Linked DNA regions of Mus musculus: region 1 is linked to region 2. A link is a loop called in an ENCODE intact Hi-C map of the cell type or tissue named here. Cell type or tissue: left cerebral cortex. All regions are shown on one strand.

Region 1 (8,000 bases), 140 kb after region 2:
TAATCACGCTGAACTCACATTTGAAAACTCCATTGTAGAAAACTCAATAGAAAGCAATGCAGTGAAATGTGCTTCTCTATGGCAAGGAAACCGATAACCTGTTATTGTGCACATTATCTGACAATGAGGAGGAAAGAGACAGCCCAGTACTGTGCATACTGCCCAATCCTGGGGGAAGAGACACCATAGGATTGTGTTCCTCATAATAATGGGAAGCAAATCGCCTACTATGCTCACTGTACAACATTGGGGAACAAACAGGCAGCTTATCAGCATGCTCACCTCTCAAGGATAGTGAGAGACTTAAGAGTCAGATACTGTTCTCCATGTACTACAACTAGGAGGAATCATGTTTCTCTGGTAGTTTGTCAGGGATGCCATAAGCCACAGATTGAGTGGATGTTAAAGCACCAAAATTGCAGCTGGGGAGATGGCTAAGAAGTTCAGGATGCTCTTACAGAGGACCTGAATTAGTTCCCAGCACACATAACATGCAGTTTATAACCACTTATGAGTCCAGTTCTAGGGGAACCGATATCTTTTTTGACATATGGCAACTGCATCCTCATGCACACACCTCCACACAGGCATACAGGGACAGATATAATTGAAGGTAAACATTAGTAGATCTGGGCAAGGCAGTGGGGGGCTTCCCTTTCATCCCCAGACTGGGAAGAGAGCTCAAAATGGGTACATTTTTAGTCATAAGAAATTAGATCTCCCATATATGAATTGTAAGGGAGAGAATTTATTGTGCAATTCAGACTGAGACAATATTATTAGAAACTCACTATAAAAGTGGATATAATTTATACATTCCTTAGCATTAGATCTACCTACAAACATTAGAAAACAGAAAACTAAAGCCAATAGCTACTTTTAAAGATACTTTTATTAAGTGCATGTGTGTGTGTGTGTGTGTGTGTGTGTGTGTGTGTGTGTATCTGTAGTAGCTAGAAGGCAGTATTGAATGCCCTAGAGCTGGAGTAAGTAAAGGTAGTGAGCTGCCTGTCGTGGGCTCTAAGATCCAAGCTCAGGTCCCCTGAAAGAATGGCAAATACTTTTAACTGCTGAATGATCTCCCTCGTCCCCCCAGACTATTATCTTATAATGCAGGTAATCTAATGAAAGGTTAGGGCTGAGACAACCCTAGAACACTAGTAGAAGCATTGCCACACAGCTGTGTTCCTTCAGCCATTCTGCCCCACCATCTATTCCACGTGGCTTTCTTTGAAAGTCAATCATGTCTACTACAACCCTAGAAATCTCATATCCATTTTTGCCATGGAGAGGAAATAATCATGAAGTCCAGGGAAATGTGTCCACCGAGTAATCTATTGAATAAATACAGGTGCACACAAACACTTATATGTATACATATAGTCAGCCCTTTGTTATAAATGGGTTGTATGCCAGGGATTATGGACAATGAGGACTGCATATATTAATGTGCCTATTTTACGTCATTATTCCTTAAGCAATATAGTATTATAATCATTTGCACAGCATTTGTCTTGGGTTGTTTCCTATAAGTCATCTATAAGTATATAAGATCTAGAGAATATAGGGGGATGTATATAAGCTATATGTGACTACTATGGCATTTGATATTAAAATATTGATATTTTGGTTCCTGTGAAGGATTCTGGAGCCAAATATCTTCATAAGATGAATAATAGATTCATATAATGGACAACTGTGTAAGCACATGTCAGAAGTTTTTCTTCCTATTTTATTGTCTATAACTAGTTCCTCTGCCTGTGTTCATAGCAGCCTTATTTATAATAGCCAGGAGCTGGAAAGAACCCAGGTGTCCTTCAACAGAGGAATGGATACAGAAAATGTGGTACATTTACACAATAGAGTACTACTCAGCTATTAAAAACAGTGAATTCATGAAATTCTTACCAAATGGATGGAATTAGAAAATGTCGTCCTGAATGAGGTAACCCAATCACAGAAGAACACACATGGTATATACTCACTGATAAGTAGATATTAATCCAAAGTTTGGAATACCCAAGATACATTTCATAGACCACATGAAGCTCAAGAAGAAGGAAGATCGAAGTGTGGATGCTTCAGTCCTTCTTAGAAAGGGGAACAAAATACTCAAGGGAGGAAATACAGAGAAAAAGTATGGAGCAGAGACTGAAGGAAAGGTCATCCAGATACTGCTCCACCTGAGGATCCATCCCATATACAGACACCAAACTCAGACATTATTACAGTTGCCAAGAAGTGCTTGGTGACAGGAGCTTGATATATCTGTCTCCAGAGAAGCTAGTGCCTGATAAATACAGAGGGAAATGTTCACAGCCAAACATTGGAATGAGCACGGGGTCCCAAATGGAAGAGTTAGAGAAAGGACTAAAGGAGATTAAGGGGTTTGCAACCCATAGGAAGAACAGCAATATCAACCAACTAGACCCCCCCCCCCCAGAGCTCCCAGAGACTAAACCACCAACCAGATTACCCATTGAGAGACCTATGGCTCCAGCTGCTATGTAGCAGAGGATAGCCTTGTCAGACATCAATGGGATGAGAGGCCCTTGGTCCTGGGAAGGCTTGATGCACCAGTGTAGGAGAATGCTAGGGCGGGAGGTAGGAGTAGGTGGATGGGTAGGGGAGGGAGGGGGATGGGATAGGGGGGTTGGTGGAACTATTGATTATATCAGGTGTTAAAACATGAAGAAGTAAATGGTAATGAAGAGATTGGAGAGAGAGAGTTGTCTTCTAGACCAGAGATAGAGGTAAGTGATGGGAGCTCTTTGCAAAATACCAAGAGCAAAAAAAGAATGTGGCATTACAAATAGAATATGACATTAGGAGACAGTCACCTCTTCACAGTCTATTCCTGACCAGGATTCACTGGAATCGTGAAGCAGGATTTGCTTTCCTAGGTGAAAGCAATTAGTCATCATCTGATAGGATGGGGCTGCAGATACAAGCACAGTTTATATTCACATAACCTCAGGTTGGATGCTTACTCCCACCACACAGAAGTCATACCCAACACTGCTGAGTATTCTCCGGGTTTGTCTCTGGAATAACTGCTTCTGTCAAGATGGTGCTAGACTGGAGGAGGCAGAGACACCCACTCGCAGCACGGACACTTTCCTACAATGCACCAGGCTGAGACAAGTAAAAAATTATGCCCTGGCAGATTTCTTTCTCAAAATATCCTCAAAATACTCTCTGCCTCATCCAGCGTTCTCTGGAAGGAAATGGGGTGTGCTATGAAGTTTGAGTGGAGAGGTGGAAGAAGATCACAGCACAAAGCTGACTCATCCTAGAAGCTCATTTTCTTTTCTGAGTCAGATTACCTATTCTGCCAGGGCACCTGCTCTCTACCAACCTTGGGCAGTCTATATCCACCACTCAAATGGAACTATAACCTTGTACTTCCAGGTATAAGCACACACCCATCAAAACCATCCACCAATGCCATGCTAAAGGTGAGGTCATGAGGGTCATCACACTGTTCTTGGTGGTTCTAAACTCTCCTAAACAAGAACCTTCTCTGAAGTCTGTTGCTAGGAGGAAAACACTTTTACTCATAAGTGGGCCCCTTGGGTAGTAAAGACTTGATAGCCAACGTTTATGCACGAACACATTTTTATGAGCTCAAAGGGATATCTGGTACTCGAGCAAGCCTTATAGCGAGATCTAAGAAGTCAGAACTCTGGAACCCATCTGTGAAAGCTTCCATGCCAAGGCACATTGGCTTTCTACATTGAGCCTGGTGTTTTCTTCAAACCCCAGGGTACCACCTTTCTCTTAATCACTGGATTTCTGCCACACATCATTTTTTTTCTTGGCATTGTCCAGGAGGAATAAGGATAGAAGGATAAATACTCAGTGAGGTAAGACAAAGAGATTAGATAGATGATGTAAATTCAAGAGTGATTCTGATGTATGTAAGGTTTTGAGTTCAAAGGTTCTGATTAAATCAATCAATGGGTATTACTAAGTTCAAGAGAGTAGAAAAATAAGTCTGTGTTGCCTACATCAATGTTCAATGTCCACACAATGCTTCACTTTGGGAGATAGAAGTGAGTGGGTACTATTTTTTTCACTAGGCACTTTTCCAGGGATGCTATAATTTAACCCAGTTCTGATAAAGTCAGGACCCAGAAAATAAGAACTCAGTCTGTTGAGTCCATTCCTATTTCAGCTGTTGGTTACAAGTCTAAGATTATGGCTCATATTTCACACTGAGAATTTATAAATTTGGGGTTCACAAAACTTGTGATTTATTTTTTAGAATGGCCAAAAGGGCTAAGGCAATTGCATTTATCCATTTGAGGAAATATTACCCTGTGTAGAGATGAGCAGCAGATAATAAAGGCACAAACAGAAGAGACACAACTGTCTACACCCTGAGGTGTTCCACTGTTTAGGAATCACCATGTGTTCTGCTATCTAGAAGTCCTTGGTTCCTGCTATTTGGGGCTCTCGTTAAAGCTTTGTTCTATAAGCATGTGACAAAAAAATACCAACTACTGTGATTAATGCAACTTGCAGCCTGCCTCCCCTGCCTAGAGAGGTTAGGTAGTAAAACTCAAAGTTGTGACCTTCCAATCACATGGTTGATACTGTTGCCAATCAGTTCCCATCCTGTGGATACCAAGGAGCTCACCAAAAGTGCCTTTATTAAAAAAAAGAAAGAAGAAGAAGAAGAAGAAGAAGAAGAAGAAGAAGAAGAAGAAGAAGAAGAAGAAGAAGAAGAAGAAGAGGAGGAGGAGGAGGAGGAGGAGGAGGAGGAGGAGGAGGAGGAGAAGAAGAAGAAGAAGAAGAAGAAGAAGAAGAAGAAGAAGAAGAAGAAGAAGAAGAAGAAGAAGAAGAAGAAGAAGAGAAGAAGAAGAAGAGAAGAAGAAGAAGAAGAAGAAGAAGAAGAAAAGAAGAAGAAGAAGAAGAAGAAGAAGAAGAAGAAGAAGAAGAAGAAGAAGAAGAAGAAGAAGAGGAAGAATTCTATGGTATCTTGAAAATCTGTTAAATACTCTCACTGCTGGGTAAATTTTAAGGGCCGTAGGTGCTCTGTGTCAGGAAGAGGTGACAAAAATCTATCATCTAGACTGAGAAACAAAAATATTTAAAGAGGCCTGATTGCTATTACTTAACAGCCCTAAATGTCTAACACACTGGACAACCTCTCAGTGACAAAGTATCTCCATATCTTTTAAAGGAAATAGAAATACAGACCTTGTTTTATGAAATTTCCAAATATTTAAATTTTGGTGTAAAAATAAAAAAGCTAGAACTACAGAAGGTAATTAGTAGGCTGCAAGTTTCTGACTTCTGATTACTGGTAGAGGTAGTAGTTCTGGCTTTCGGGAACTGGGGAATGGCCAGGAGTGAAGACTGACACTGAGCAATGACTTGCCTTTAAAGTAATAGATTGCATAAAAAATACCTAGATCCTGCAGCATCCATCACTCGATACATTGAAAGGCATAGCTTTCTGTGGGTACCCCTCAAACATCCCACTTCTGTAGGCAATATCGACAGCTGCCTACAGACATCAGCTGCTTGGCATCTGCACGATTTCCCAAGTGTATGGAAGGCTCGGGTGGGAGAAAGTAAAACATTTTGACATCAGGCTGAGCTTCTCAGTTTTCTAATATAGTATGCATGCCATCCCCCCCCTTGGGAATCAATGCTCATGAATTCATTAAGTTCTGGAGACCGTAATATTTGCCAGAATACAAAAAAACAATCGCCTGAACATAAATTGCAACGTAGAAAAACTTTTGTAATTTAATTTTCCAGTGAATATAAAGAGGATATACGTGACTGTAGCTTCAATGCACTAATAATCAGATGCAAATGAGGTAGGAACATATTCATACTCAAGAGGGTGGGAGTAGGCAATTCAATGTCTGGAAAAGAAGAACACGGCTGTCCATTCTGTATCACTGGCAAATGCAATACAGGAAAATGGAACCAAGTGCCTTGGCTATTAATTATTGATTTATTATTGGACTGAGGATTTAATAGCTAGTTAATTTAATAGTAGGAGACTCTGTATGTGTGTGTGTAAGTGTGTGTGTGTGCGTGTGTGTGTGTGTGTGTGTGTGTGTGTGTGTGTGTGTTGAAAAGACAGCCAACCACCTTCCCAGGCAGCTGAGCAATTTAGCCTCAGTGGGCTTAGCTTACTCAGCCTGTATTAACGTGGGTAACTCAGTTGACTCATTTGTATTAAGGAATCATTTGATCCATCAGACAAGTTTTTCTGGGTATTTCAGATGAGTAAATACATGTATTTGTATTTTGGTTCTATGTCGTATAGTCTCTTTCTTCTTTTAGACTACCTTTGGGTTTGTCCCCAAGAGGACACCGCACTAAAGGGTCCTTTGGGAAACAGTGCTAGTCAAGTCTCAGACAACTCCAGAGCCTTTACAAGACACTAAGGGCTTCCCTCCAAGGTTATGTAAAAAGCAACAACTACTAGGGAGAGGAGAACCTCTGATCAGTGGAGTTGCTGGCAAGTTGTTTAGGGAGCCTCATGGGGTATAACTTTCCCAAGTCATTGGCTATGTACTGTTTGTGGTAAGTAAACACTTGTCTACATTTTCCCATGGTACCAGAAAAAGACACACAACTGCACTTTTTGATGCACAAGCAAATCGAGGCAGGGCTGGTGAGGAAGGAGGGAGAGAGAGAGAAGGAGAAAGAGCTCTGAACTCCACAGCTGCTGATTTTAAGCTCACTGACCTGGGCACTATAAGAGAAATCCAGTCTTTACTGGAATATCTGGACTTAAAAAAATTTATTTGATCACTTGCTATCATTAGAAAAATCTAAACTTCCAGCTTTATTGTCAGTAGTTACTCCTGAGACTGATCTTCTCAGCAGGCAGTGAGGGTATGTAGAACCATTTGATTTGTGTGAGGGTGGTCTCCTTCCTACTATGGCATTTGAAGAATATAGTGAATGCTGCAGAATTTTACAGGACATAGGGACTATTGCTATAGAAAAGGTATAGGCTGTTTCTTGCACTTCTAACTGCTTCATCCCTCCACACACTTATTCTAGATGAACCAAGTGCTTTCTGTGCAGAGAAACAGCTCATCTAGGTTAACATAACGTACAAGGACCCTACCCAAAGGATAGACACCTAATAAGCCAATAAGCTGGAGTCTGACCTGGCTTGAGTTATTGCTTCTGCTTTTATTAACTTCTGTGTATCCTTATATAGATTGCTTCTGATCTCTGAAGTCTAAGTTTTTGAGACTTATGGTTGTAGTGAAAATCGAATGAGAAATGTTTGTAAGCTACTTAGTATACGACCAGCTACCTAGTAAGCAATCCATCAACATTGAATGCTGATGCTGGATATATTTTCTTTTTCAGAGGCATCTGTATTTTTGAAGTGGCCTGCATCACAGGTTAGTTAACTGTTTCATGAACTTGTGGATATTGGGCATTATTGATGTTTTGATGTCTTGATGTTTGTAGGACCCATTGGAGCATCTAATTGCTTCTTCCCTGTACCCCAGTCACTTGACCATACAAGAAGTCAAGCCAATTCCAGGGCAATATTTGTCTAGGAAATGGGCCACAATTGGCCACTCTAGTTTATGTTAAGCAATGCAAGAGAGTGTCTATGCACTAACAGAGACCTAGGCTGGGAGGTCCCAGAAAGCATTCAAGGGCTTCATGTCATAGGAGCTTCCTTATCTACCTCCTGGACTTTGCCAGGCATAAGCAGTTCTACTTTTTCAGCTTTGGTTTTTGCCTGACATGTGAAAGATGAGCTATTAACGATACTAAATTAATAACAGTTATAGAGTATATTTGAGAAGATCATAAAAATATCAGTAATGTCATCATGTCAAGCAAAGTTTCTGATGGTTTTTTTTAAATTATGCATGCCTTTTATTTTTTCCCAACATTGATCCAGAGCTTTCAGAGGGACATTAATCTACCTGACCACATCAGAATCCTTAATTATTCACGTCCAGCAATATATCTAATTCTACAGAAATTCCCCATGG
Region 2 (8,000 bases):
CTAGGTCCCACATGATGGAAAAAGAAAGCCAACTCTTAGAAGTGACTTCCAAATATGTGTGTGCTGCACCATAACTCTTATGAATAAATATAATATAATATAATACATAATATAATATAACATAATATAATATAGATAAAGTGACAGGGCTATGGTCTTAAGAATTAGAAAGTTTGTTTGGGACTGTTGCCCTGGGCAGTAGACTATGACAGAGTGCATTTAAATATAATACTTTGTCATAAGCGTAAAAGGCTTGGGGCATCCTTAAACTACCTAATTGCCTTTTCTTTTGTTGTTATTATAAAGAAGTTAGCTGTACTTCTATTGCAATTAATAAGTTTAGAGAATAAATTACAAGTAACTTTGTGTCAACAATGTTTTAAACTCTTACTATTGTGAAGTGTGAACAGTCCCTGAGACATTTTAGAAAACAAAAATCAATATGATTTTTAATGAACATGGATTATGTGCCTTGCTTATGCTAGGTACTGTGAGCAATTTAATAAAAATAAAACTACCAGAAAATCAATAAAAATATATTTAAAGTTTTGTTTAAGAGACATTCAAAAATATACAAAGGAAGGAGTGGGCCTTTACTTGTGTACAACCACTTTAAGTAGAACATCTCATTGTGTTTTCATTGACTCTCAATTAAAAAAACAAAACAGAACAGCACAAAAAAAAGCTCAATGTTTTTCAACAATATGTGAAAACACAATAATAATAATAATAGTAATAATAGTAATAATAATAATTCACCCCCAAATTTTACCACTCAGAAATAATACTCATAACCAAGTATCATTCTAAGTGTCTTTGAAAATCTATGCCTGTGCAGGATACGCTGTGTTCTATTTTAGGAAAATGGAGTTACAAATGTAAAGTGCTGCTTCAAAATTAATTTCATTTTGATTTAACAGAAGAAAAGCAGCCTGACATTAAACTATGGGCATCTCTGAACTTCCAATAGCTGTGTTGTCACAGAAGGGAGGAGGTGGAGGTGCTTTTCCAGAAATATCCTCCTCTGCTTAAAAAATGGAAGATTAAAACACATTAAAGGCAGGAGCTATTATTTGCAAATGGTATTTGTTCTTTCAATTTCTTTTCAAAACTTCATTTGGGTGTTTGGTCATTTACATACACAATGATTAGGAGGTTAAGAAATTTGTAACTTGATTATCTAGGCTACTTTTATGGGAGCAATTTGGTTTCTAGAGACGTTTGCTAAATTCTTGCTTTTCAGAATTATTTACTGTTGGCAAATGCTCAAACAACTGGTCCTCAATTTGTTCCTTTTCCTTGGGGCTTCAACCTCACTGTCTGTATGGGTTTGTCATTTTCTTATCTATCAATTGCTTCAATGGAAGGATTCTCATGAAGTCCTTTTGTATCAGAGGCTGATGAACTTTTAATAAAAGTGACCATACATAAATACTTTAGGTGTAAACACTAGAGGGTAAAAGTTTTCGAGTTTAAACACAAAGCAATTCTGATGTTATAAGAAGCAAACAGCTGGACTAGGGGAATGGCCTAGTGTGTAAAAATGCCTGTCACCTAAAAGGACATGAATTTGAGTCTCTGCTGGAGTTGCCAGCACTAGGGGTAGAGGTGGAGAAGACAGGAGGATCATTTGGGTTTGTTGATAATCCAGCCTCAAAAAACCCAGCAAGTTCTTCTGAAAGACTCTGCTTCTAAAGAGATATATTTCTATATCTCTTAGACTTCTTCTTTCTCAGATATACATGCATACATACATACATACATACACACATATATGTATATAGATATAGATGTAGATGATGAGAAAGAAATAGAGAAAAAGAGGGAGATGAGATAACATGAGAGAGAGAATAAGAAAGAGACCACATGGTGTCCCCTGCTCTTTGTCAAAGCATACACACCCTCACATACATGTGCAAAGACACAACACAAACACACACCACACACACACACACACGGGAGGGGGCACTTGAAGAGACTAAGTTAATAAATTGGTATATCTCTATTTCCATAAAACTTTATTTACAAGAGTGGAAGGATGCTGAAGGTATAGCTGAGCTGGCAGAGTACATGCTCCGCATGTCTGAAGCCCTGGATTTATATGCAATACCACATAAAATAAGTGTGATCACATGACCCCATAATCCCAGCACTGGGGAGGTAGAAACAAAATGATCAAAAGTTCAAGATTATACTCAGATAGTGAGTTTGAGATCAACTTGGGGTACAGGAGGCTATGCCTTTGAATATGAAAGTATGTGAAAGATGATTTATATATCTCTTATTGTTTAGTGTCTTAGTTTGCATTCTATTGCTATGATAACCAACTCCCAGGACATATGCCACCAAAGGAAGTCAGGCAGGAACTCAGAGCAGGAGCCTATTGACAGGAACAGAAGCAGAGACCTTAAAGCTGGTAAGCAAGCTTGCTCTCAGTCTCATGCTCAGCTACTTCTTAAACCGAGGATCAGAGGTGGCACTGCCTACTGTGAGCTGTGTCCACATTAATCAACAATTTAAAAATGCCCTTTAGAGTTTCCTATAGACCAACTTGATGGAGACATTTCCTCAATTGAGAAATTGTGTCATGTGACAAAAACTAACCAGCACAGAGCCAGCTGGCGGTTTGGGGGTAAGGGAAGAGGGAAGATACTTTTGGGAATATCATCATGACTTTGTTATTGTGTAGATAAAAGACAAACAAACAGAAAACAAACATAAAAATAAAACAAAATTTAGTCCAGGGAAAAAGAAGCGATGTTCTTTGAAACATATGAATGATGAGCCTCACTGCTGAGTCAAACACATAAATATTTCCTGGAAAAATGTTTTATTAAGGTTAAATTCACAAAGCCTAAAATCAGCATTTTAAAGTCAACATTCAGTGAAAGTTTGTACACTCACAATTTTGTTCAACCACTACTTGTATGCCAAAATGAAGCTTTGTGGCCATTGACAGCCACTTCCAATTCTCTCTTCACTCCAAACTTTGCCCCTATATGTTTCTCTATCATGGATATATAGATATATTATATAAATGGCATTGCACATTGCATAATCTTTTATGTCTAATGTTTTTCCCTTTACACAATATGTTTGAGGTGTATTCATGAAACACATACCAATATTTTTTCTCTAGTTTAAATATATCAGGATTATACACACACACACACACACACACACATACACACACACACACGTTAAACTGTTATCTGGTTGTGAACAGTTTTGATTGGAAAGGGTGTGCAGATATATTTTCCTCAGTCTTTTTCTATTCTATATAGAATTATTGAACCATATGGTAACTGATAACTACTACTTGAGCTCCTACCAAGCTTTACCCCCATTCTGATCTACTTTTAGCACAACACACAAAGGATCCAACATCTATACACCCTGGCTAAGACTTGTCATCTGAATTTTGATGAACATAGACTTGGACTTCAGTATTCTTTTTTCAAGTAATTAGTCATTGTCATACATTTTTGCCCATTTGATTTCTTGTAATTACCATGCATGCTACATTTCAAGACATACCCTACACGCCATTAAATATTTTATTAATATATTTCTCCCTAAAAGATGAATTCCCATGGAGTGTTGCAAGATCTTGAAAACACAATTTAAAAATACTGCTTATGTAGAATTAGTTGTAATATATATTCAAGTTTAACAGCATGTTTGAAATAGAGCTATATCCCTTTATAGTCCTTGTTCTAGGGGAAATGGGATGGCCCAAGTGCCTGTCTGTGAGGGTGGATGTGGGGGTGTTTACTTCCTTTGGTAGGATGTTGGACATGATGCTTGCTAACATCCTTTCCAACTACATTTTAAAATTAGAATTTGAATATTTATGGAGGCCTTTCTGAGAATGTTCAAAACCCTGAATACTGCAATGCATAACTCTGAACAGTGAAATGTGTTATTCTGTCATATGATAGAAGAATGAAAGCTGGGGTCTATCTCAGTCCAATCTGACTGAGAAGGGTAGCACAAAGTTGCATGTGAAGGAGCATGTTTCTGTGGATGAGAGCGAGGAATTCCAGGTTCAGATGAAGTAAGGCAGAGCTGGAAGCCACATACTTTCAAGTCTTTTGGGGAAGAAAATAACCAATTCTTTACAGTCTTCTTTGCCTTTGGAAAATAGGCTTTTCTTGTGACCCCAATGAGAACATTTTAGAAGGAGCCTTATTCAAGGGTGACCTTACTGCAAAGAAGGGAGGGCTCTCCTGTAAGGGGCCAACCATAGAAAAGCTCCCTTGTGACCTGGGACTGGCATCTGCTTCTACCAATGAGCAGAGCTGCAAATCAAGGAGGACTTTTTTTCAGAATATCCATATGGAATGAGGTTTATTTATGAGTGGGAAGAAACCCATAAAGAAGAGTTATTAAGTCCAGGAGGAGCTGATTTACATCATGGTAAGATGCAGACAATCCTTCAGCCAGAGGAATGACAGCCTCTGACAGGTGTCCATGAATAAATCCCTCTTCCTCTAAAACGTTGTTCTCTTTGCCAGTTTGCTAGCCACTGGCCATATTCTTAAGCTGGCTCAGAATTAGTCACATCTTGCTTCCCTCTTCTTCAGTGGCTGGAGGAGAGCCATGTACCAGCCTGCTTTGAGGAAGCCCTGGGATTTCATCACAGGGTGCAGTTTTTGCCTTGAAACTGAGCTGTTTTGCTTCCAGCTTGTGAAGAGTGGCTAAGAGATCTGAGGAAGTCAGGGTAGGTGTCTGCAGAGATACCTGGCTTATGTCAATAAACATGTAGAATCACAGCATCCCCCTGGGCTTGAAGCCAAGAAATTCTGCTATTTAAGACTATTGGTAGGGAATGTTTAATGATATTTTGTCCTGTAGCAGTCATTGCCTCGGAGAAAATCAACAAACTCAGATCTTTTGCCCAAAGCTTTGCACCCAAGGATTCAGCAGTGTCTGGCTGTCCTCTGTGCACTACAGCCTTATCTGTATTCAGGTGGGACACAGCATCCTCCTGGCATCCACTGCAGTAGTTTGTGTCTGGATGTATAATTGCTCAGAAAGCAAAGACTGGCTTCTATTAAGTGTGTTGGGATGCAGAATGAATAAATAAGACCAGAAGTAATTCATCTTCCTTTCACTTTACCTAATATCTATCTATCTATCTATCTATCTATCTATCTATCTATCTATCTATCTATCTATCTATCTATATATCTATATATCTATCATCTATCTACCTATCTTGTCTATCATCTATCAAACAAGAAATCAATCTTCTATGTATCTATAACCTGTCATCTTTATTCCAATATTTATTGTCTAACTCTGCATTTGTATATTAACATCCATAGAAATACAAAACTCCATGACGAAAATCTCATTATAAAACTTGATCAGATGGAAACTTATGATTAACTACATTCCTTACTTCCTTAAGACAACTTGATATAAAACTGTTATTGCTAAAAGGAAGGGTGAACATCACACATATAGACAGCCCTTGAGAGCTTTCGGCTTTCCATTTTAGCCTACTAAATCCTTGCATCAGCATACTCAAAGTAAGGGATTAACCCATTTCCTTCCCTATCCTTACTGACTTTGTACCTGAAAGGCTATGGTGCCTTTGGGCTAAGAACTGTTTCTAACCACCTTTCATTCTGTAGAGGTATTTCAGAGAGTTAGATATCCAACATCCAATAACACATTATTAGGCACTTCTCCTGAACCAGCATTGTATCCAACTCTGTACAATGTTAGCCATCAACCCAGTCAACATATCACCAGATGATAACCAACAGAGACCCTCTATCATTGCCTGGGAGTGACTGATGTGGTCTAATCCATCAGACCTGACCTATCAGGTGACCTGCTATGAGAAATAGAAGAGGCACTGTACAGCAATTTGAGCAATTTTGGTCGGAATGGAATCAAGTATGTCAAGGTCACAGTTATGACCTTGAAAAGGAGAGTATAAGCCCAGTCCCTTAACTAGGGTACTTCAGCACAAAGGGCTGAGCTTCTAAAATTAACCTAGGTATTTCACTTGGGGAAAGGCAAAGTCATAAATATATACATGGCCAGTCACTTTGCACTTGCTAGGGCCCATTTCCAAGAGGCCCTCTAGCAAGGAAGGGGGCTCATCATTTGGTCAGAAAATCATCAAAACCAAGACGAAATCCTGAGCCTACTAGAGGTCATAATAGTTACAGAAAGAAGTGGTAGCCACTGTCCATTGCAAAGAACACAAAATGAGGGATTCCATCAATGCACAAGGAAACAGAGAAGCAAACTTGGATATTCAGAAGGTGTCCTAGAACCAGCAGGGCCTCACTAGATCTTAGTTATCCTTCCCAAGCTTATGCTTTCAGTGTCTAAACTAAACACAGGAATAAACTGAATGGGCAACAGTGGATGATTCCAAACAGGAGGCAAATGGATGGTGGTTCCTGCCAGATGGGAGACTCATACTCCCCACTGTTATCAGAAGAAAAATAGTAACCAAACTCTACCAGGTCACCCCTCTGAAGGCATCCAAAATGGCTGAAATATTAGTGTCTATGCTTATATACTTCAGCTAGATAGTCTTGTGTAAGACATTGTGTTCAGATGTATTGCTGGTGTACAACTGACTCCCAAAGGAGCATGAAAGCCTCAAAGGACCTGCGCCTGAGGAAGTACCCATGGGAAACATTAAGAATTGAACTTTACAGATATCAAAGCCATAGTTTTGGGGTATGCATACTCATTAGTTTTCATAGATACCTTTGCTCAGGTTGGAAGCCTATCCCACCTAGAAATGGCTTCAGTGGCCACCAAGAAACTCCTCCAAGAGTTGATTCTTAGGATTGAATTGCCCTTGTCCCTGGAATCTGATAATGGTCTGTCTTTGTGGCCAAATTTTCCTCAAATCTGGCCAGGATCCTAAATTTTGATTGGAAACTACATATGCCACAAAACTCAGGACAGGTATGAAGGAAGCTTTAACTAAGACGTTCTTGAGATTTATGAAAATTGAACCAATTCCTATTTTTGCCCTCTTAAGGAATAGATACACCCAAATAGAAAAGGTTTCACTCCATTTGAAATCATGTTTTGGGGGGTCCCCCTCTCTCTATCAAGACAAGTTCATAAGGCAGACATTACTAACCATTTCCCCACTCAAGTCCTAAGAGGCTCTGCAGTAAGCCTTGAGGACTAGTCCTCAGAATGTTCAAGAGGCTGTACATTTGCCCATGTTTGAGCCTACCCACAGCCTTCAGTCTGTTGCCTTTGTGTAGATAAATAGAATCCTAACCCAGTGCCTTGACCTAACATAGAAATGTCCATACCATTTGGTCACCACTACCCATAAAGCAGTGAGTGTCACTGGTGTCACCCCGTAAGTCCACTACACCCAGCTGAAGGAGGCTACTGAGGACAACAATAGATGGCTCATCATCAGGTTCTCTGGCACACTAAAGATATGACTGACATAATAAGCCTATGACTATTGTCCTATTTTGTCTTCTTTGTCTCCAATTGTAAAAGGCCCATAATTCCCATAAGCCAAGACACTGGGTACAGGAATTAAGAAAGACTGAAATCAGGGAGCTTATAGCTATTTTATCCACTGAGACCCAACCCAACTTCCAGGTGAATTCCTATAAAATACTAGATCCAGAGGCAGCTCTTTGGCACTGTGGGTCTACTACTTTAAAAAATGAAGGTGGCATGGGATTGGGGGTGGAGGCTCTAGTCTACCTAGATCTATGTCTGCCCTAAGATCTGGGCAAATAACACTGTTCTTAGTGTTACTGTGAAACTGAGACCTCCCGGGTATACAGTGACTCATTCATAGAAAGGAAACCATCACAATCTACCTGTGGTCTTGGACAATCCAATCCCATATCTATAAAGGTTAGTTTCTGACAGGAAACTGATGGTTATAATTAGGAAATCAATAGAACCTGGGAGTCAGGTTATATGTAAATACTTGAGACCAAGGCAGCAAATTTACTATCCGAAAGAACCCCCCACCTAAG

Evidence for each region. A loop is a pair of places that touch in the nucleus more often than their neighbours do. Peaks named below come from ENCODE experiments on the same cell type or tissue, not always from the same donor. Only the 100,000 strongest peaks of a DNase experiment are listed, where the experiment ranks them.
Region 1: it touches region 2 in a loop (11-fold over the local background); 2 of 42 quality-filtered maps call a loop at or near these places.

The regions. Positions count from the first base shown.
Region 1 is chr14:71,725,637-71,733,636 of GRCm38, forward strand. It overlaps Gm34819 (a long non-coding RNA gene), which reads left to right. Exons shown (of 3, transcript XR_383575.3): 2 at 7,357-7,391; 3 at 7,988-8,000. Among named protein-coding and RNA genes, the nearest start is that of Gm34998, 40 kb to the right of the region's middle. In left cerebral cortex, no CTCF peak of the experiment used is centred here; a DNase peak (open chromatin) is centred at 3,093; H3K27ac peaks cover 1,784 bases.
Region 2 is chr14:71,584,429-71,592,428 of GRCm38, forward strand. No RefSeq gene overlaps it. Among named protein-coding and RNA genes, the nearest start is that of Gm34819, 32 kb to the right of the region's middle. In left cerebral cortex, no CTCF peak of the experiment used is centred here; DNase peaks (open chromatin) are centred at 983, 3,773 and 4,600; H3K27ac peaks cover 1,477 bases.